2 separate regions of the Homo sapiens genome follow, and region 1 is linked to region 2. The links are chromatin loops, found by intact Hi-C in ENCODE. Cell type or tissue: endothelial cell of umbilical vein. All regions are shown on one strand. Links, peaks and the distances in the headings refer to the core of each region. The heading gives the core; the rest is flanking DNA. Region 1 overlaps IQCJ-SCHIP1 (IQCJ-SCHIP1 readthrough). Region 2 overlaps IQCJ-SCHIP1 (IQCJ-SCHIP1 readthrough).

Region 1 (11,194 bases), core at 3,195-11,194, 190 kb before region 2:
AACGTAATGGTGTTGAGAGGTGGTGGAACCTTTAAGAGGCATTTGGTTGAGGAATCCACCCTCAGAAAGGGATTAATACCATCTCTTAGTCACTGAGAGAGCAGGCTGTTATAAAGCAAGGCTGCCTCTCATGTTTTGTCCCTTTCTGCACACTCCTGCTTTCCCTTCTGGTTCTCGGCCTTTCTCTGCCATGTTGTGATACAGCATAAAGCCCTCACCTGAAGCTGAGAAGATGCCAGCACCATGCTTCTTGGACTTCCCAGCCTCTGGAATTGTGAACCAGACAAACCTCTTTTCCTTATAAATTACCCAGTCTCTCAGGTATTCGGTTATGGCAACAGAAAATGAACTAAGACAACACCTATTAAAGGAAAAAAATATTGAGCCAATACATGTAAAACTAGGTGTAAATTCCTTTTGCTAATAACACTTATACAAATCCAAGTGAATTTACAAAATATAAACAAAAATAGAATACAATTAATTTCAATTAACAATACTGATTATTGTGCCATGTGACGTTGTTTTATTGGCTTATATACATACGGTACTGACTGTAAGGACAAGGTTCATTTGGACTGGATATGCACGCCATGTAATAATTCGGTTTTCTCCATTGTTTCCACTGTGAAACTGTTCGTTTACACAATGCACCATTTGGCCTTAACATAGAAATATCATTTATGTATATTAAGTACACCTCCACTTGTTTAAATTTTCCATTTTATTTGGTGATAAGAATATGTATCATGAGTTCAATTTGGCCTTATGTATCAGAAAGTCCATATAACAGTGACTTGAAAAATTAGGAACAAAAGAAGTGCAAGACTTATACACTGAAAACTACAGGCCGGGCGCGATGGCTCACACCTGTAATCCCAGCACTTTCGGAGGCCAAGGTGGGTGGATCACTTGAGGCCAGTAGTTCGAGACCAGCCTGGCCAACATGGTGAAACCCCGTCTCTACTAAAAATACAAAAATTAGCCAGGCATGGTAGCACGTGTCTGTAATCCCAGCTACTCAGGAGGCTGAGGCACGAGAATCGCTTGAGCCTAGGAGGCAGGGTTACAGTGAGCCGAGATCACACCACTGCACTTCAGCCTGGGCAACAGAGCAAGACTCTGCCAAAAAAAAAAACAAAAACAAAAACAAAAAAAACTACAAAACATTGCTAAGAGAAATTATAAGAAGAAAGATCTAAATAAAGGAATTGGAAGACTCAGTATTATTAAAATAGCAATGCCCCTCAACGTGATCTATAGATTCAACATAATTCCTATAAAAATTCCAGCAGGCTTTTGGGCAGGAATTGACAAGCTGATCCTAAAATGTATATGGAAATGCAAAGGACCTAGAAAAGCAAAAACAATCTTAAAAAAGAACAAAGTTGGAAAACTTAAGACTTCCCAATTTTAAAACTTACTATAAAGCTACATTAATTAAGACTGTGTGGTACTGGCATAAGGGTAGACATGTAGATCAATGGAACAGAATTGAGAGTCTAGAAATAAAACTTTACATTTATAGTCCATTGATTTTTTGACAAAGGTGCCAAGGTAATTCAATGGGGAAAGGACAGTCTTTTCAACAGATGGTGCTGGGACAACTGGATATCTGCATGCAGAAAGATGAATTTAGATACCTCACACTATACACAAAAATGAACTCAAAATGAATCATATGCCAAATGTAAAAGCTAAAACTATAAAACTTGTAGAAGAAAGCAGAAGATCTTTGCAACCTTAAGTTAGACAAAGAGTTCTTAAACACAACAGCAACAGCATAATCCATGAAAGGAAAAACTGAAAAAATTGACTTCATCAAAATTAAAAACTTTTGTGCTTCAAGAAACATCAGTAAGAAAATGAAAAGCAAGCCACAGTCTGGGAGAAAATATACACAAATACTATTTCTGGTAAAGGATTTGTATCCAGAATATATAAAAATCACTTGTAAGTTAATAATAAGACAAGCCAATTAAAAATGGGCAACAGTTGAATAGGTATTTCACCAAAGAAATATGAATGGCTAATAAGCATTTGAAAAGGTGCTCAACATCATTAGTCGTGAGGTAAATGAAAATTAAAACTACAAGGAGATGCTATTATACTTCGTGCCCAGTAGAAGGAATATAATAAAAAGACAAAATAATTTTTGATAAGAATATGAAAAAACCGTAAGCCTCATACATTGCCGATGGGAATATAAGATAGTGTGCTTACTTTGGAAAACAGTTTGGCAGTTTCTTATAAAATGAAACATAAATTTACCATATGATCTTGCAATTCCTCTCCTGAGAATCTACCCAAGAGAAATGGAAACATACATCTACACAAAGATGTATATGTATTCATGCAACATTATTCATAAGGTCTAAAAAGTGAAGACAATCCACATGTCCATCAACTGGTAAATGGACGACCAAAATATAATACGGCCATACAATAGAATATTATTCAGCAACAAGAAGGAACTACTGTTATGTGCTACAGCATGGAAGACTATCAAAAACAATATGTTAAGTGAAAGAAGCCAGATGTAAAAGATTGGATATTCTATGATCCCATTTATATGAAATGTTCAGAAAAGGCAGATTTATAAAGACAGTGGATCGGTGGTTGCCTTGGCCTGGTAGTAGGAATGAGGATAGACTGCCAATGAGCAAGAGGAATGTTTTGGGAATAACAGAAAGGTTCTACATTTGGTTGTGGGGATGTTTGAACAAAACTATGCTTACTAAAAATCACTGTGCATTTAAAACAGGTGAATTTGAGGCCGGGCGTGGTGGCTCATGCCTATAATCCCAGCACTTTGAGGGGCCGAGGTGGGCAGATCACGAGGTCAGGAGTTCAAGACTAGCCTGGCCAACATAGTGAAACCCACTCTCTATTAAAAATACAAAAAATTAGCTGGGCGTGGTGGCACCTGCCTGTAATCCCAGCTACTCGGGAGGCCGAGGCAGGAGAATCACTTGAACCCGGGAGGCGGAGGTTGCAGTGAGCTGAGATCACGCCACTGCACTCCAGCCTGGGCGACAGTGCGAGACTCCGTCTCAAAACAACAACAACAACAAAAAAGGTGAATTTTACGGTATGTAAATTATATCCCTTTGGTTTATTTTTTTGAGACAGGGTTTCATTCTGCCACCCAGGCTGGAACTCAGTGGTGCAATCTCGGCTGACTGCAACCTATGCCTCCTGGGCTCAAGCGATACTCCTGCTTCAGCCTCCCAAATAGCTGGGACTACATTTGCATGCCCCAGCTAATTTTTGTATTTTTTGTAGAGACAGGGTTTCACCATGTTGCCCAGGCTGGTCTCGAACTCCTGGGCTCAAATGATCCACCTGCCTCGGCTTCCCAAAGTGCTAGGATTACAGGCATGAGCCACTGCACCTGGCTATAAATCATATGTTAATAAAGCTATTTTAAAAATTAGCTTCTTTTTTTTTTTTTTTTTGAGATGGAGTTTTGCTCTCATTGCCCAGGCTGGAGTACAATGGCGCCATCTCGGCTTACCTGATGGTGGGAACATAAATTAGTTCAACCATTGTGGAAGACAGTGTGGCAATTCCTCAAGGATCTAGAACTAGAAATACCATTTGATCCAGCCATCCCATTACTGGGTATATACCCAAAGGATTACAAATCATACTACTATAAATGCACATGTATGTTTATTGTGGCACTATTCACAATAGCAAAGACTTGGAACCAACCCAAATGTCCATCAATGATAGACTGGATTAAGAAAATGTGGCACATACACACCATGGAATACTATGCAGCCATAAAAAAGGATGAGTTCATGTCCTTTGCAGGGACATGGACGAAACTTGGAACCATCATTCTAAGCAAACTATCACAAGGACAGAAAACTAAACACTGCTTGTTCTCACTCATCAGTGGTAGTTGAACAATGAGAACACATGGACACAGGGCAGGGAACATCACACACTGGGGCCTGTTGCGGGGGGTTGGGGGCTGGGGGAGGGATAGCATTAGGAGAATACCTAATGTAAATGATGAGTTGATGGATGCAGAAAAGCAACATGGCACATGTATACCTATGTAACAAACCTGCATGTTGTGCACATGCACCCTAGAACTTAAAGTATAATAAAAAAAAAAAAAAGAAAGAAAAAAAAAGTTTCTTTTTTTTTGAGACGGAGTTTCACTCTCATTGCCCAGGCTAGAATGCAATGGCGCCATCTCAGCTCACTGCAACCTCTGTCTCCCAGGTTCATGCCATTCACCTGCCTCAGCTTCCCGAGTAACTGGAATTACAGGCATGTGCCAATACGCCCAGCTAATTTTGTATTTTTAGTAGAGGGGGGTAATTAGCTTATTTTTTGTATATAATGAAGTGTCTGCAGACAGCCACACCCTGGGCTGGTATAATGAGGGGTTTTTTGTAGTCATTAGAGACCCAGACTCCTTATATCTTTGCCTCCACCACGCTAGTATGTGTTCTTGCCCTCATGGTCATATCTCACCTTCCTTCCTGGCTAGATGAGGAGAAAGACTGGAGAGTGAGAAAGACATTGACCATTGCTTCTTGACCTTTTGTCTGAGATCAAATGTAGCACCTGCTCTTACCAGCTTAATACCTGATATGTCCTCTATCTATCTTAAAAGTCAGCCACTTTAAGGATCTTTCTGGGAAGCCCCATCTAATAGCTCAGATATCATGAGCTAAAACCTTGCCACATGAACATTTGTAACTGCAAGGGAGTCTGAGAAGCATAGGACTATTGCTGATTCCAGGCAAATTAGGGTTCTGTTAGTAAGGTAGAGGGGAAGAATGGATATTGGGTAAATTAGCTTGAAATCTCTGGGGGTTGAGAAACAGTTTTTGGTGTCAATGTAAACACAGATAGAACCAGCATTACTTATATCACAGAGCAGTCCTTGCTTATAAGGTGATGAACCAGAATATGCTTAATATTAATGGGTTCTTATCAAAATAAAAACAAAACAATTGAATTTTTAGTGAAAGCATAAGGGCTCCAGAGAAGCTATCTCTTACTCTGTTGAGAAACACTAAGCTGAACAAATGTTCCTTGTTGTTTGTATTTTTATTTCTAAGACAACAACTTGAGGGCTGAGCCATTTGGTATAGTAAGAAGAACAGGGCTCTTGAGTTAGAAACATCTGGATTTAAAAATTGGCCACACTGTTTAGCTATGCTTTGGGCACACTGCATAACTTAGCTAGGCCTCAATTTCCTCCTCTGTACAAGAGAAGTAGTACCTGCCTTACAGGGTTATTGGGAGGACTTAAGAAGGCAGCAGGTGTAAACACTTGCCTGTGTGTTTGCTTCTCTCCTTCACAACTCACACTGCAGTGACACAGCCCTGTCTCATGCACCAGCAAAGAACAAGTCCTCATTTTTTTCTTGGCAAAATTAAACAGCTGTCCAGCTGTATTTTCCCCACATTTCTCATGCTGAGAATTTTTCCCAAGAGAATTTTCCTACTTAGAGATCATCTATTCAGCACACACACACAAACACACACATAAATTATGATGTGGGGCAGAGGTAGCAAAACAAACAAAACCCACTGAAGATAAAATTAACACATGGAGAACAAAATTCTAAAAATACTCTTATTTTTGTACCCAAAGTTTTGTAATCTTCCTAACAGCTAATCTTTTTACAGAATCAGAGAGATTATGTACTTGGCACATTAAGAAAGGTAGGTGCCTTGTCAAGTGCTTGTGAAAGCAGGTGTGCAGGTGAGTTGGCTGGCATGAACCCCAGGTCATCCATTACTTGCCCGTTTATTCATACATCAGTGTGACTAAGCCAGCGTGGAGCCTCTTCCATCCACTTTCTCCCCGAAGCACAAATACAGGTTAAAACAGGGGACTGTTCAAATGGGTGGACTATGATAGACTTACAACTCTTAAGTGGTTTGCAACTTTAGTAGCTTTTAAAAGTCTCTGTTAAACACTGACTGAACAAAATCCTTATTTCTGCAAGAAGGCGATGTATCCCAAAGAAGGACTCTGAAGCAAAATTGTGAAATCTGTCAACTGAAATGTAGAACTAATATTTATTATCTATGTTTATTCTCTACAAAGTAACAAAATTGTAATAATGACAATCTTGATAACACATAGCATTTAGTTTACATAATTAAGAGACAAGTGCAGGCTGGCAAAACTGATACAATACTTTAGGGCACAATGTTACAGTGTGGTTTTCCAGTCACTCCTTTTCAATGATTGATTTTTTTCCCTATCCCATGACCTACCTGACCGCTATGATACTTATCTGCCCATTTTTCTCCTCCTCTGTGAAAAGGGGAAAAGAAAGATGGTGCATGCCTCCACTCCAGAGCAGGTCTTACAGGCACCACGCGAGTGGAGGGCCCTGCTCAGGAAGCCCCGCAGCTTCTCCAGTGTGAGCAGCAGCCCTGCCTGCCAAGACTGAACAGCTGTCAGGATTTCTACAGCTGTGGCTGCTGCTGTTCCCCAGAACTCGCCTTCAGCTCCCAGATTGAGAAATCCTCTCTGTCCTTTGGTGCCCTCCACAGCTAATGGCAGTTAACTTCTAATATTGGGTTTGTGCAAAGTTTCTCCAATCCTGAAAGCTGCCACATTTCACGCTTGAATTACAAGTCAATTAAGAGCAAAACAAAACAAAAACCTATTCTTTCTTGTCTTGAGTCATTCTATATTATAATTACCATGTTGTTGCCTTTCCTCTCTCTTCCTAACCCAAATCATGAAGCACAGGAGAAGTCCTGTTACCTGCCACATACAGACCAAAGAAGAACCCATTCTAACACAGCTTTGCCTACTGCTCAAAGAATTCACAGTAGCAATGTTGATCTGCTTATAATAAAAAATTCTGCTTTCTCTACTGACCAGATAGTGGGTATTCCACAACACAAAAGCAGCTGCTTAGATGTGTATTTGGGGTTGTTGGAATATTTTCCCATTCGTATAACATGCAGCTTCAAAACACAATTGATTGCTTAGTTGTCCTATTAGGAATACAATTGGCCAGGCGCGGTGGCTCACGCCTGTAATCCAGTACTTTGGGAGGCCGAGGCGGGTGGATCACCTGAGGTCAGGAGTTTGACACTAGCCTGGCCAACTTGGTGAAACTCCATCTGTACTAAAAATACAAAAATTAGCTGGGTGTGGGTGGCAGGCACCTCTAGTCCCAGCTACTCGGGACGCTGAGGCAGGAGAATTGCTCGAACCTGGGAGGCGGAGGTTGCAGTGAGCCGAGATCGCTCCACTGCATTCCAGCCTGGGTGACAGAGCGAGACTCCCTCTCAAAAAAAAAAAAAAAAAAGGAGTACAATTAAGCTGGTAGAGCTGATATTTATAAGAGAAAGCCATGGCTATGGAAGGGGAGAGGAAAGGAGAGCTGAACAACAGTTGGGTCTTTCGTTTACTCATACAAGTGTTTACTAAGCATGCAGGAGTTCAAGGTGAGGAGCTGGGTGTTTTGCACTTAGGCCCCACCCTCAAAAAGCACACCCTCTGTCTAGAGAGAAAGACACACTGTGGATGACAATTTACAGGTGTGAAAAGGACTACAGAGAGTGTTCTGAGGTTGCTGATCAGCAAGGTGAGGGAGGCCTAAGTCTTACAGTGTCTTTGGAAGACTTTCAATTAAACTCACTTACTCATTAAAGTACTTCTAAAGGTTTTAATTTGCTTACAACCTCCTTGTGTGTGTGAGTGTGTCACAGCCGCTGTGATTCTCATGAGAGGTAAACCCATGCCTCTGGATTCTAGAGCCGATGCTTTCCTCAGACACTAGGGGTCAGCAGCTTCCAAGAGTTGTGAGTCAGGCTAGGAGCCCCAGTTCCTTGGGTGCTGCTAGGAGTGGGTTGGAGCTGATTCTCAGAACAGCAGGAGTCTAATAGGCACTGTAGTTGCTCTTCCAACACCACTCTCCTTCTTTTAGTAACTACCTTAACTTTTATTTGAGCACCTTCAATTCCTCCTGCAAAGCCCAGGTGCTTGGGGGAAGTTGATCAGGTGGTAGGGCTTGTGGCTCATTATCCCATCCCCTGGCTCCACTTACGGGTTCAAGGATAAACACCACACCCTATTTGGGCCAATGAGATTGAGGAGAAATCTGCTGAGGATGACTGGGAAAATAGTTCCTGGCTCTTTTGAGAGAGTTCTTGGAAGTGACCATTTCTTTTTCTCCCTCTCCCTAGACAGTGATGAATAAACTCAAAGGAAAGGAAAATCATTTGGCAACCGGAAGGTGTGGGAGGATAGCTGTAAATGAAACTGACGGCAAAAAACAGAGCAGAGAAGTTTAAAGAAAAAAAATAACAGCATTCCTGGTGATGCCCCATTGGGCCAATGAAACAAACACATTCTGAAGCCTTTCCTAACCAGGAGCCAACCAATCTCATCACTGTGAAGCCAGGTTAGTTTGGTTTTCCATGATTTTCATCTGACTGAAGGCATCTCAAGTATACACCGAGGGGACAAAGGCAAGCTTTGGAAAATGTGGTAGCAAGTGATCTGCAAGCTACTATTTAATAAACTTTATGCCAGCTCACCCTACCCTGCAGACATCACAGCAGCAAATAAATGAGAGGGAGGGGACCCAGAATGCTTAACTGGGGAAGAAAAACTGAGGAAGACATTGTATACTCATGGCCTGCCTCTTTTCCAGTTGGCTGAGAAGCCCTTTTTATTAATTTGTTCCATTTCCTTACCATGTCCTTAGCAGTGGAGATATATTTTTTGGAAATGTATTGATCACAATTATATTTCCTTACACTGGGAGGACAAGGAGGCTCCCTGCAACAGACCTTTGAAAGTAATGAACTGACAGAGAGAACAGGCCTCCAGTTCCAGCTCTCTGCTACCAATCTCCCTCACCTGCTCAGCCCAAATCAGTCTCTAAATACTCAGAGCTCTAAAAGAGTGGGATTTCCTATAGTTCATTGTGGGGTTTTACCTCTAACTCAGTAAAGAATCACTGAGAGGGTGAAGGGAGCCCTATTACAACTGCAGGGACCAGGGAAAGTTGACTTGACCTCTCTGCTTTCCTTAGGTCATTATACAAAAAAGAAACATCAAAAGGGTCATTGTACTATTTTTCAAAGGTGTGAGGCCATCGTGATGCAGGGTATGGATTTGGGAGTCCAACAGATCTAAGTTTAAATCTTGGCACATCTCCTTACTAGTTGTGTGACTTTGTTTCTGAGCTTCTAAATCTGTAAAATGGGAATGGATAAAGCCTACCATTCAGGCTGCTCTGAAGCTTAAGTGAAATATACATGTAATTGGTTTGGCATTTAAAAAATTGTTGCTAGAATTATTATTTCAGTATTCCCCTGGACGAAGGAACGCTGTGACAGAAGAAAACAGAGAAGTAGCCAGGTCCCTAAACATTCCCAATGTATACATACACTTCCCTGGGTGCATGCCAATGAAAGCAGCACAAGAACTTTGAAATTCAACCCCCACATGCAGGGTCTGTATCTACGTTAGAGAGTTCAGACTTTCTAATGGAAGTCACAAGCTTCTGAAGTAACTGCAGGTTTGGACTTAGTGCATGATCTAATTCCTTAGGTAGGTCTTATTTGTAGTGAAGCAGTGTGCAAAGGAGCTGCTCAAAAAAATAAAGGATATGGTTATCTTTGCCTTTCTTTTTAAAGATGTGGGCTCCTAACAATTTTTATCATTCACTGAAAAACAGGTGCTCAGAGTTAAAGTTTAGGACTTACACCCACACGTCTGTTCTAGAATTCCTATCCTAGGCAAAGGACTTGGTAGGTATTCTGGAATAGAGGCTGGAATGGAAGTAATCTTTCTATGTTGCATGGTTAACTCGTTTTCATTGATTCTTTCTATGGGATACTTTATTAGTCTTTCCCCAATATATTTTCTCCTTTTTCCTTATTGATAGAACTCCCCCTGCCCTTTGCAACACACACACACACACACATACACACCTTTTAGCTGGGCATATGGATGCTTAGGATAAGAATACATTCTCCAGCCTCTCTTGCAGCATGTGTGTGAGGTCACAACCATGTGACTAAATTCCGGCTAACTGAATTTAAGCAGAGGTGTCACGTGTGACTTCTGGGAAGTGTCCTTAAAGGAAAGGAGATGTGTTCTTCTTCTTCCCTTTCTCCTTCCTACAGTCAATTACAACACAATAGCAGGTCTTTAAGGAGCCAACTTGGACCATGAGGCAGAAAGCCATGTATTGAGGATGAGCAGGATTGAAAAAAGAAAAAACCTTCAGTCATCTTGAACCTGCCTTAAGACTCCTGACCTCCACACTTCTTTTACATGCATGAGAAATAAGCTACTATCCTTTCTGAAGTCCTAGCATTTTAGATTTTCTGTCACTTACACCTAAACCTAATCCAAACTGATACTTTGCTATATCCACTGTTTATGTTTTCTCTATTCATCATCACGACAAGCCACTTACAAATGGAGTATGGATTCATCAGTCATTCCCATCATACTCCCAAAATCCCACTCACAACCTCCAGAATGAATTCCACCCACAGTATAACATCAGAAAGGTCACCTCTCAGACATGGAAAGAAATAGAATTCTTTTTTTTAAAATCAGGCACAAAACCCTTTTGTTTATTTTACAGAAAACCCTATCTATTGAAGATGACTGCTTTCTTCTACTGTAGCTGGCAATTTTATGAAATGAAGAAAATTTGCTCTAGTTGCAAGTGACACACACCTCTTAAATGTCTGCTATCAATTAAAAGTAAAATACTGGTTACTTGCAACTATCAATTAGATACAATGCACTCCAGGAGATCAGGAGCCTTGGCATTCAGACATAGGAGCATTTTTTTGGCTTTGCCATTTACTTGCAATGTGACCTTGGTAAGTGACTTAACCTCTTTTTCAGTTTCTTTATCTATAAAATGAAACCTCATACAGTACCTGCCAAAAAATAAAAATAAATAAATAAGCTAATATGGACAATGCACCCAGCACATAAAGGTGTTACAATAACAAAAGGCCCTCTTTGTTCTTTTGTTTTTTATTGGTATAAATGAAAGGTTATGGATTTTAAGTCCATAGACCTGTGATTTAATAAGGTTTAGTCTCTAAAATTGACTAATTTTATAACCATGGTGGCCTTAACTTCCTTAAGACTTAGTTTCTTCAACTGTCAATCACACTTATAATGACAATAGTGATATTATTAATTGTAGCA
Region 2 (11,882 bases), core at 1-8,000:
TTATAAAAGGCATGTTGAAATGTTATATTTTTAGATGCTTAACATATTTGTGCAAATACCAGAAAATACAAACTTAGAGCTACAATCCGACTGTCAGGCTAATTCCATGATTAGGTAGTTTAAGGGATGCCATGAGAAGAATAATTAAAACAATTTTTAAAAAAAGCCTGAAGCTATATTCAAGGAAAAGAAAAGGCTTTGCTCATGATCCTCCATGGTTCTGTTAGTTTTTCTGACATGGTCAACTGATCTCTACACCCAACAAGCCAAACACAGGCACCACATGCCCATGATCACACAGAATGTGCCCAGCACTGCACCAGGTGTGAGGACAGAACTGAGTGGGACCCAGTCCACAGCATCTGGTCTGCCTCCAATGGTGCCTTCTTACAATGTTCTGCAAAGTGTATTATTTCCCAAGAATTATAGGGTCAGTTCACTTGAAGAGTCTGGGCATGAAAAGAAAGAAGGGACATGGTTGCTATGTTACTTTACCAAACTTCTTTCCAGTCACCACAAAACTCGGATGAATGCCATTGTCTATTTCTTTATCCAGTTGAAATTGGGCTTTATGCATGTCATAGCTTCCAGATGAATCAAATCTTCAAAGGAACATGCCATTCCACAGAAGTATGCATGGCCTATCATGGAGTTCTTAGTGCCATTTTTCTTATCCTGTTTCCCATTTTCCATTTTGGACCAGAACAAAAGCTCTAATAAATATGCAACACTCAGTGGCATCAGAGATACATTTTAGTATTACAAAATTAGTAGGGCCTTGTCACACATTTTTTTATAGGGCCCTTCACATGAAGTGTTATGCTTCAAAATTAAATGAATCTCTTATATTCTGCAAGGCAGGGAGCAAGCACAGAGGGTAAGAACTCTGGGACAGTGACAGAGGCACTGGTCTATCTCCAGCTGATTCTGTGTTTCTACAGTGAATGACCTTAGAATGGGATGGGTCCTAGACTGAGTCAGTATACCTATCCATAAAATGAGATAAATGTATTTTCTACTCACCTAGGTACACTGTTGTTATGAAGGTAAATTTGATTTTATTAATGCTTTTACTACTTGGTAAAGAACTGCTTTATATACCATGGACTTCATGTTTTAGCATTCCCCCTTTCTAAGATTCTGTTTTGAAAATGATAAGGCAAATACCAAGCACTAGAAACCTCTAATATATGATGTTACACGAAGCACTGCCATTTGTTTTCTTTTTCTAGGCCAAATAAAACTAGAAAGCAAACCACAACAGTTCACTCATGCTGCAAACTTTTGGATTGCAGCCTAGATTAAAAACAATAACAACAAACAAAAAGTGTACAGTTTCCCCAGCTACAGAAATTTGTTTTATGGACTCCAATAAATTCTTGGCAAATAAATAGAAACAATCTGCAGCCTTTGTTTGGCAGAAGCCAAAGGTTATCCATTTACAGGGATGTTAAGACAGTTTTCCTCAAAAGAGATGGGTGCTGAGGTTTGAAAGGATTCTGGCTGGCAGTAGGAAAAAGCGTTTAAGCCCACTGATGCTGGTGGCTCAGTGGGGTTTCTCTTTCAGTGTCTGTTAATCCCTCTGTTTTCATAAGCAAGGGGGAACCAATGGCAATGGCTCCAGTTGCACTCCAGAGGTACAGGCTGTCAGGCATGCACGTCTGCAGCTGAAAGCACAGGGTTGGTGAGAAGCAATCTTTGGTGACACTGAAGATTTCTCTTTATTTCCAGGCATTACCAGAGAGGTTTATGAACCAGGCTGTTGAAGTGCTTCAGTCAGTTGCTCTTCATGGATGTTTTCTTTTTTTCTTTTCCATTAAAAAAGAGGAGAAAAGAAATACATTCACTTTTTAAAATCCAAAGATAAATGCTGATGGAAACTTTATTTTTTTGTATTTTCTTTCTTCTTTTTTAATTGAAGGGCTTTCCATGGTTGACTTGGTATAAATTTACAGCCCAGGCTACCAGCCCCGAAGTAAATCTACATACATATTTTATTGGAAGTCACCTTTAAAATTGCTGAAATGGTGCTGTTTACCCTGCCAAGGAATGCTGCAAAGGGAAAGAGAGGAAGAGTACTGAGGTGAGATGATGTGATTTATTTGGCCAATCAAAGGGGAAAACGGCCTAGGCCATGTGGCTTCCGGGATGCAATCAACAGCCCACCAGGAGCAGGCCCCCACACTCCCATCTCAAGCAGGACTCATGAAACAAGGGTTGCAGGTCAAAGGCTTATGGCCAGCACTCAGAGGGCTGGAGGACTTGCTGCCAGGGCCACAGTTTCCCCAACTCTATACGGAAAACAATGTTTCTGCTCCAGTGCTAACAAATGAGCAAGAACTGTGCACTGACAGTCTAAGTTTTGTTTCGTTTTGCATCTAAGAAGATGGAAAGTTGGTAGAAGGACTACTTCAAGAAAACAAAAGAGCAAGACGAATGCCACATACTTAATAGTCTCTTCATCATAGTTGAACACTTTGCACAAATTTTCTTCCGTAGATTTTCAGGGTTTCCAAGGAGCTTAATCACCCAGATCAGTTTCATAAACATAAATGTGTACATACATATGTTTTCTAAACAGTTCAGCATATGAAATAGACTCATTTCTTGTCTGTGTTCATCGTTGTTCATGCCTACAAAGGCTTTTAAATGAATAGTTTTGTAACTAAGCCAAATATACCTACCCAGCTTCTTTAAGGCCTTTCTGTAAAATTAGAAGTTAGAATTTGAGTGATAACATGGAACTGAAGAGTAAAACTTAAAAAACCTGGGAAATAGTATTTTCCTTCTCCATATAGAGCATCTCCAGTGCTTTGAGATCAGGTAGACCTCTGTTGGTCAAGTCACTTAACCACTCTGAGCCTCAGTTTCCCCATATTTAAGGTGGAAAGTACAGCATACCTACACAGGGTCATTTTGAAGATAAGATAGGATGCATAATGCAGATGTTGAGCCCAGTGAACATTCTGAGTTCACAACTTTTTGTGATATCTTGGAGCAAAACACTAAATTTTTTTTTCTGTTTTTCACATGTCCAAATTATGAGTTATTTTCTCCCTGTTCACACCCTGGATTATAATAAAGGTAAGGGGAAGGGTGAACTCTTGAAGTCATGAATGGGTATGTAGGGATGAAGGTCAAGTTTCCCCTCTGCCCGCTAAATGTTCATTGAAATGAACTGAAAGTAGACAGATCAATGGGAAGAAAATGCATAGAAAATTTATTGTTCATAAGCACGGGAGCTGTATAAAATATGAGACTCAAAGGCCTGGTGGTTGAAGCTTATATACCCTCTTCCTAGGGGGGGTAGTAAATGGTTTTCAGGAGAAATGAGTGAGCCTAAAGAATAATCATCTGGGACAAAGCTCTGAGCTCTGGGGAAGATGGTGGGAAGGTCAGGGCTGGAACTTGACTGTGAACAAAGATTGTTTTATTATGCAGATAAAATCTCCCAGGTAGTCTCTCAGAACTGCCCACAAAAGAAGAGATGAAAAGTCTATCTGAGTGTGATGAAGACTGTAAGTTTCTTCCTTTGTCTGGTGGTCAATCTTTCCTGGTTATTTAATGAGATTGTTAGGGAGGGAGTTTTAAGACAATTGCATTTCTCCTGGGAAAACTTTGCTTAATCAGATAAGGAAACTTCAGAAAAAGCTCCTTCTGGTTGCTTGCAGAAAGAAAGGGGATCGGAGAGACAGGGAGGCAGGGAAAGATCAGAAAGAGACCTTGGTTCTAAGGCTTATTTCTGAGGTCTTTAAATTCAAAACACTCAACATGCCAAAGCACCATACTCTGGGGTCTCTTTCTCTCTACCTCAACAGGTAGTTGTTAATGTTGCTTACCAGATATCTCTAGCTCTCTGTTTTCAGAGCACAGGAAAGAATTGTATTTTTTAGACCCTAGTGGTTGGATGGGACCACATGACATTTAATTGCTGGTACAAGAACCCAAAAGCATCAATGCTCTAACTCAGCATGTTGAGTAGAACTTTCTGTAATGGTGGAAATATTCCCCATCTATATTTTCCAGTAGAGTACCCATTGGCTACATGTGGCATTGAGCGCTTGCAATATGGCTAGGATAACTGAAAAATTAAATTTTTAATTTTATTGAATTTTAATTAAAATGTAAATGGCTACATGTGGCTAGGGACCACCATATTGGACAATGCAGATCTAGATGGCGGCTGTTCCAGATGGTGGCTGTTCCATTAGCCTGAATCCAGGAGTGAGGACAATGATGAGGTAAGGGAGAGCCTCAACCAACTTGCAAGGGACATGTTCCATGCATGAGAAACAAGCCTGTGTTGCTCTAATTTATTAAGGTTTTGGGGTTATTTGTGACCACAGCATGGCCTAGCCTAGGCTTTCTGATATACTATCTGAAGGAAGATATCACATTGACAGGAGTCTTCTATCAACCAATAATAAATGATTCCTCTTCTACGTGGCACTGTGTCTAGTCCTGGAGGTCCTGAAAGAAATCGTCCATGTCCCCAGCCCTCATATGGTTGATCATTTCCTTGGTAATTTCTGATATGGTTATGCTCTGTCAGAAGAGGAATAGGTCCTCTCCTCTTTCCCAGTTGGATGCAAGGGAAAGCCTCAGAATGCCATCTTGTGGCCAGGCGTGGTGGCTCATGCCAGTAATCCCAGCATTTTGGGAGGCCGAGGCAGGCGGATCACTTGAGGTCAGGAGTTCAAGACCAGCCTGGCCAACGTGGTGAAGCCCCGTCTCTACTAAAAATACAAAAAAAATTAGTTGGGCATGGTGGCACATGCCTGTAATCCCAACTACTCAGGAGGCTGAGGCAGGGGAACAAAAAACAAAACAAAACAAAAATGCTATCTTGCCCCAGAGCTTGTAAGCCCCAAACTCTACTCATAGTATTCCAGGTCAGCTCTCAGGAAAGCAGAATGTGCACTTGGCTCTCTGAGAGGACTTGTCCCCCACATTCCCATCACTGAGACTGGGAAAAGAGAAGCAACTCTAGGTTTGAAGGAGTAGGGGATGGGGTGCAGGCCTCAGATAGACTCTCTGGAGCCACAGGGCAACTGTACAGGGCACAGAGAAAGCTACATCCTAGTAAAATTAGGCACTGCTGATCATCAAGCGACCTCTCTGGATAGACAAATATGTTTTGATTTTTCCAGCACATGTACATTGAAAGCATTCATTTTGACATAGTTCTCTGTTCTTTCAAATCAATTTTTGTAATCAAATTTTCTTTCTTTGTAAATAGTACTGTCATTCACCCAAATTAGAAATCTGGGAGTCATTCTAGACTCATCGTTTCTGCATCTCCCACATTCTATTCAGTTCTGTCAGGTGAACCTTATTCCTCTTCACCCCCACACCATCTGCCAAGGTCATGACATGCTGCATGTGCTAAGCAGTTTGTACTCACACAAAGGAGCCTGGCTGAGGCAGGTAAGGGTCATCTTCAAGCCAATGGGACTTCTCAGTCCAAGGTGAGGAGGGAGGTGCCTTTTTCTAAATCCCATAAAGGTGCCAGGTAGGCCAACTGTAGCTCTCTCAATTGACTTAGTATACGCTCAACGTCTTTCACTCTAACGAAACAGTCTCCTAATCAGCCACCTGGCTGTCTTTTCCTCTACTGTTCAAGTTACAACCAGAGTGATAATTCATAAACACAAATCTGATATTAGCACTCTCCACTCTCTTGCTTAAAATCCCAAATTGCTTCCCACTCCCGTCAGAAAGTACAAACTTGTTTAAGTGTGGCCTCCAGGGCTTGGTTACCTGTCCAGCTCTTCCCTCTTCCTCACAACACTGAACATGATCTGAATGCCTTGTAGAACCCTGAACGGGACCTGTGGTTTTGGGTCTAGATATTTGTCCCTCTGTACCTTCTTCCTGGAATGCCCTTACCTCTACCCCGTTCTTGGGCTGGCTGCCTTGAAACTTTTCTTTTGAGAGTTAACCAAAGCATTGTACCTTTGAGGAAACTTTTCCTGACCACCACCAAGGAGAATTTATTCTTTCTCTTTCACATCCTCACTGAACCTACTATCACGGCACCTGTGCATTTTTAATTCTCATGTTTGTCTTCCTGTCCGAATCTCCTGGCTGTCCTGTGACCTCCTTGAGGACAGTCTGTCATGCCTTATTTCACTTCGTGTCCCTTGCACGCACCTAGCACAGTGCCTGGCTGATAGCAGGCTCTTCTTAAATATCCATTAAATAAACGAACAAAAGTCGATTCCATTTTATTTTTAGGGATCAAGTGCATAGTTTTCCAGTGAAAGTTAACAGAAATCAAAGTTATTTTAAATTTAAGCTTCCTTCTCACCTTTTCATTTAAACACAGCGGTTTAAACTACGCAATTGCCTTTCTGAACATGGTCACTTTCACAGTCTTACCAGAATTGAGAAGGGTTGAGATAGGTTAGGGATGAAGAAAACATAACTGAGTATATTGGTGTTATTCCATCACTCCTCTCACTTGATCTTCCCAAAATGCAAATGGAAAAAATAACAGCACCGTGGTTAGGTTAAAGAGATAAGGCAGCTGTGACCCACACACGGGGTGAAAAAAAACAAGATAAGGACATTAACCTAGAATTCTTAAGGTACACTGAATTCTAAATGGCTATTGTAGTCAAAAAAGAAAGGGAAACTTTAAGATGAGAAAATAAAATCCATATTAGGACACAGTATAATTTTGCCAAAGAAATTATGGCCTTTAGATTTACAGTTGCAAAGGAGTTGCCTTCCACATTAAAGAGAAAATGTATGTCTAAAGCTCTCAATTGGTTGCTGTAGAAAATAAATTTAAATTTCTGTATGCAATCATTTTCTTCCCAAAACCCACACTATTCTGGGGAGGCTGAACTCCATAGGCTTTAGAACCACACTACTTATATTCAAATCCTAGATCTGACATTTCCTAGGTGACTTTAAGCAAGTTATAGGACCTCTCTGAACCCTAGATTCCTCATCTGTAAAGTGGAGATAATAATGGCACCTACCCCATAAGGTTTTAGTACAGGTTAAATACGTATGCGCTTAGAACAGCGAGTGTGTCAGTAAATGTTAATATACATTATTGTTATTAATTGAAGACTGTAATAATTTATATATGCCAAGGAACACAACCTCGATGATCTCTGAGACAAATGATTCTGAATGAAATCCAAGTTTTTGTTGGAATGCTTTGTTTTATGTAATCAAATATATACATAGATAAATGAGCAAAAATGATCACATCTGCATGTTAACTTCTTTTTGAGGACCTATAGTTCCTCTAGCCTGGGAATGGGAGGACTAGCCAGTAGCTATCTGAACCAAGATCACCATCCTTTCATAGTAGATCTTGTTGGCTTCTCTAGCCAGATGGTTTGCTGCACAACAGTGGCTTTTGAATGAGTGCCCTGCATATTTTGCTATGGGCTGTCAGGATGCATCTTAAGTTCAACCCGTAGGTCATAAAATCACCTTAACAGGAAATTGTAATTAGTGAAAATGCCTTCAAACAGGAATATTTTAAACAATGTTTGAAGTTTTAAGTGAGATCAGATATACATAACAAAATTAGAGAAAACAAATTTTGACAAAATAAATTCATAAACCTATTGATTATTTACTTGACTCAATTTTACATTGGTTGATTGTTTTTATATTGCCATAATGTGCTTTATTATCTTATGATTGCTCTGAATGAAGTGTCTACTTCAATATTGAAATATTCTGTCTGGCCAGTAACATAAGACATAAAAAAATCAGATTTTGAGGACTTAAACCTCAGACTCAATTATTCATATAGATTCAAGGGTGTCTCTCATATTCTATCTTGCAGAATTTCAAAAATGAAAAATGAAGATTTTTGTCTTGGTTTATACAGTAAATCAATTTTTTTGTTATTTATCAGAGTGACAAAGTGTTTTCATTGCTTTAACTCTGTCATTTATATGAGTAATTGTCTAAGTCTTCATATTATGTGACCAAAAATGACATGTTGCCTGTGTTTATTTCTGACTGACTTTCATGATCTCTTTCCATTTACAATGACTTGGAAGTTAGTTTTAAAAATTGTTAAAGAATTTAATACTTATCTACCTCATCATATAATTATAGAAACACAATAAACTACATCTGGCTAATCATCTGATTAAATAAGGGAAAAATAATCTATCTCAACATCTTCATCTGAAAGAGATGAAAACTCCAGTCCAAGGAAGAGATTTTCCTGGCTAAGGAAATAATTTTTAGACTTTCAGATATCTGAAGTCTTTGGTAAAGGATTTTTAGTGTCGAGACACAGTCTCGCTCTTGTCACCCAGGCTGGAGTGCAATGGCGTGATCTCGGCTCACTGCAACCTCCGCCTCCCCGGTTCAAGCAATTCTCCTGCCTCAGCCTCCTGAGTAGCTGGGATTACAGGTGCCCGCCACCACACCTGGCTAATTTTTCTACTTTTAGTAGAGACGGAGTTTCGCCATGTTGGCCATGCTGGTCTTGAACTCCTGACCTCAGGTAATCTGCCCTCCTTGGCCTCGCAAAATGCTGAGATTACAGGAGTGAGCCACCGCGCATGTCCGAACAATTCTTAATATAAATATTTCAGTCAGAATTATGCCAACATTGAATTATTTGGTTCAACAAAGTATTTTCTGGAGTGAAAACCTCTAGGCCAGTTTAATTTCCTGATTAATTTTCTATAGAGTGCATTTAATGGTTTTTAATATTTTTCCCTTACCATTTTTATTTTACTAAAATTATTTTCACCAGGATCAATTCTTTTCGTTTAAATTTTATATCAGTATTCATTTTTGTCATTGATATCTTAAAAAATGATTATAGCTTTGGTCATCATGAGTTTTTCTCTTATGGCCATTATTTCTGCAAAGTACAGTTTTTTTGAGTCAGTTTTTTCCTAACTAAATTTTCTCAAGAATATTTTATATTTTCACTAATTTTTAGTTAATAAGTTTTATTGGGTACAGTTTTAATGCCTGTAAAGTTTTGATTTTAACAGCAATATTAATCATTCTTACCTGGAATAATTAATAATGAATTTTATAAATTATAATTTCCACTTATGAGAAAAATTATATGGAATTTTATAAGAGAGAGGGAGATTGAGAAATACACAGGGGGTCAAGGAGAAAGACACCGAGGAGAGGAGTGGAGTGAATGACACTGAAACCCAGCAATACAGGTGGGGTCAGAAGCAGAGGGTCTTCTGGTGTATTTGATGGGCATCTTCTTCAGTTCACTGCAGTTCACTCTTGGGGTCAATTTACTCATATGTAAAAAATTAGAGTGGGTTTACCTATGCTATTTTGGGAAAATAATGGCAGAGCTCTTTTTTTGTTAAGTTCTGGGATACATGTGCAGAACATACAGGTTTGTTACATGGGTATATATGTGCCATGGTGGGTTCCTGCACCCATCAACCCGTCATCTAGGTTTTAAGCCCTGCATACATTAGGTATTTGTCCTAATGTTCTCCCTCCCCTTCCCCCCCACCCCCCAACACGCCCTGGTGTATGATGTTGCCCTCTCTGTGTCCATGTGTTCTCACTGTTCAACTCCCACTTATGAGTGAGAACATGCAGTGTTTGGTTTTCTGTTCCTGTGTTAGTTTGCTGAGAATGATGGTTTCCAGCTCCATCCATGTCCCTACAAAGGACATGACTTCATTCTTTTTTATGGCTGCATAGTATTGCAAGAGCTCGTATTTTTAATCAGCTGCACCATGAGTGTGTCCTACAACTTCTCAACTATCTCATCTCTGACATTCATAAGAACTGGAATCATAAGCCTGGCTCCCCGGACTTGACTGTGCTAAAGGAGTTGAGTTAATTTTCTAGAAGTTCATGAAATTATCTACACAGAGTTTGTAATAGGAAGAAGCATTTTGCTTCTGAATTATATTTCTGCCCTGCCTGTATTGGCTTTATACCACAGAGTCCATGGCCAAGTCGCCTAACTGCTTGAACCTATTTCTTCTTCTGTATCTGGAGATAATATTCTTATTTTGCCTGCTTCTTAGAGTTATTAAGAGGGTAAAATGTCATAATAAATATGGAATTATTTTTAAATCTGTGAACTGCTAGATAAAAATAAGATATTATCACGTATGGAGGTTGAGTTTCGAAACACAAATACACCTGTCATGGAAGGTTAATTTGATTTTCAAACTCTTCCTCTGGATGTTTCATTGAGCTCTTCACTGAAAAATGACCAGAATTTTATATCTCCATGTTACAGCACAATTAAACCATCTTCCATGCAAGCTCTGAAGAGCAATAGAGATTTTTTAATACCATTCTATACCAGACCTCTGGTCCAAGCAAAAGACGATTTCACGCTAATGATAGCAGGGAGCAATATAACCAGTTTTCCAGCTTTACAAGAATATTGTCAATAGATTTTGTTTCAAACTCCAAAGGGTAGGTGTTTGATGTGGCAAAGGAAAGAGAGATACCCTAATGAAAACAGAGGGAGGTAGGAAGTCTTTGGAGACTTCCACTGCAAGGGTCTTTGAACCACATTTGGCATTCAAAGTGAGAAAACAAACTGAGCTTTGAAAAGAACAAGACAAATACAATATTGAATCCGACTTGGAAAAAAACCAAATAGGTCAGTGACAGAACATCACCCCCCACAAAATCTCGGATTCATGCCTGGAAAATGAATAAGTGAATAGGTAGGTAACTCCTCATTTTCCAGGGCTGTCAGTCAACGGTTCCTATCAGTTCCACCTCTGAAATGTATTTTATATCGTTTGCTGCTATTTACCACTGACTCCACCTCCATCCCATGTCATCTCTCATCTAGGGGGAAGTTGGGTGCAGAGGAGAGAACACTAGCTTTAGAGACAGACAAACTTAGATTTGAATTCCAACTTTGCCACTCAACCAGCTGTGAGACCCTGAGCATTTCTATCAAATCTGTCTGAGCATGGGATTCCTCATCTGTAAAATGGTAATAATATCATCTTTACAAGTTATGAGGATTAAATGAGACAATGCTTAGCAAAATAATGCTTAGTATAGTATGTGGCATAGGGCAGGCAGCCCCTCGTAGCATAGGTCCTTCCACTCCTGTCTTTCCATTTCATCGTTTCCCATCAATTCTTGCTTTCCATAATGCATGTCTGATTAGGTCATTTCCCTCTCTGCTTGCTGTGGTTTTCCATCGCTTAGCAAATAAATTCTAAATTCCAGAATGTAATCATATCAGTGCTGTAAAAAAAAAATACCTAAAATACAGTTGCTTAAATAGGACAGATGTTTATCTCTCACATAACACTCAGAGGCGAGTCGTCCAGGGCTCGTAGGGCAACTCTGCTATCTCCAGGTTTTAAGCGGCTGCTTCTGTTGGTTCCATCTCCCACCTAGTGGGAAGGGACAGGGCTGGAGGAACTCATATCAGGCTCTTTAGGGGGCACATTCTGAAAGTGGCACTTATCACTTACAATCTTTTTGGTTGAACCTTAGTCACGAGGCCACATCAAGCTGCCAGGAAGGCCAACGAGAAATACTTCAGCTAAGCGGCCACACACTCAGCTAAAACACAGGAGTTACTTCATTAAAGAAAAGGATCCTGGATATTTACAAACAACTAATAGCCTTTGCCATTAGCTGAGACATAAAGTGACATAATAGAGCATTTTTCTAACTTTATTTCACTTTTCTTCCCTTCTACGTACCTCATGGCCTATGAACACTGGACTACTCACTATTCAAATATACAACCTGCTTGCTCACTCCAGTTCCTTTGCACACGTGTGCTTCCCCCCTACCCACCTAGTTGGTTCCTCCTCATTGCTAAAGGATCGACTAGAATAGCTCTTCCTTTGTGGAACCTTTCTTGATGCCCTCCCTCCACTGGAAAATTTAGCCACTGCACTTGTCTT

What was found. Peaks named below come from ENCODE experiments on the same cell type or tissue, not always from the same donor. Only the 100,000 strongest peaks of a DNase experiment are listed, where the experiment ranks them.
Region 1: it touches region 2 in a loop (16-fold over the local background); 83 of 110 quality-filtered maps call a loop at or near these places.

What each region holds. Positions count from the first base shown.
Region 1 is chr3:159,801,925-159,813,118 of GRCh38, reverse strand. All of the region lies in intron 4 of IQCJ-SCHIP1 (IQCJ-SCHIP1 readthrough), which reads right to left. All of the region lies in intron 2 of SCHIP1 (schwannomin interacting protein 1), which reads right to left. It overlaps LOC101928351 (a long non-coding RNA gene), which reads left to right. Exons shown (of 4, transcript XR_007096144.1): 2 at 8,191-8,408; 3 at 10,614-10,857. It also overlaps the pseudogene RNU2-31P. Among named protein-coding and RNA genes, the nearest start is that of IQCJ-SCHIP1-AS1, 39 kb to the right of the region's middle. In endothelial cell of umbilical vein, for the core only: a CTCF peak has its summit at 7,769 (motif pointing right); a DNase peak (open chromatin) is centred at 7,818; H3K27ac peaks cover 251 bases.
Region 2 is chr3:159,609,138-159,621,019 of GRCh38, reverse strand. The region is part of intron 4 of IQCJ-SCHIP1 (IQCJ-SCHIP1 readthrough); the gene reads right to left. The region is part of intron 1 of SCHIP1 (schwannomin interacting protein 1); the gene reads right to left. Among named protein-coding and RNA genes, the nearest start is that of IQCJ-SCHIP1-AS1, 150 kb to the left of the region's middle. In endothelial cell of umbilical vein, for the core only: a CTCF peak has its summit at 4,603 (motif pointing left); a DNase peak (open chromatin) is centred at 4,559.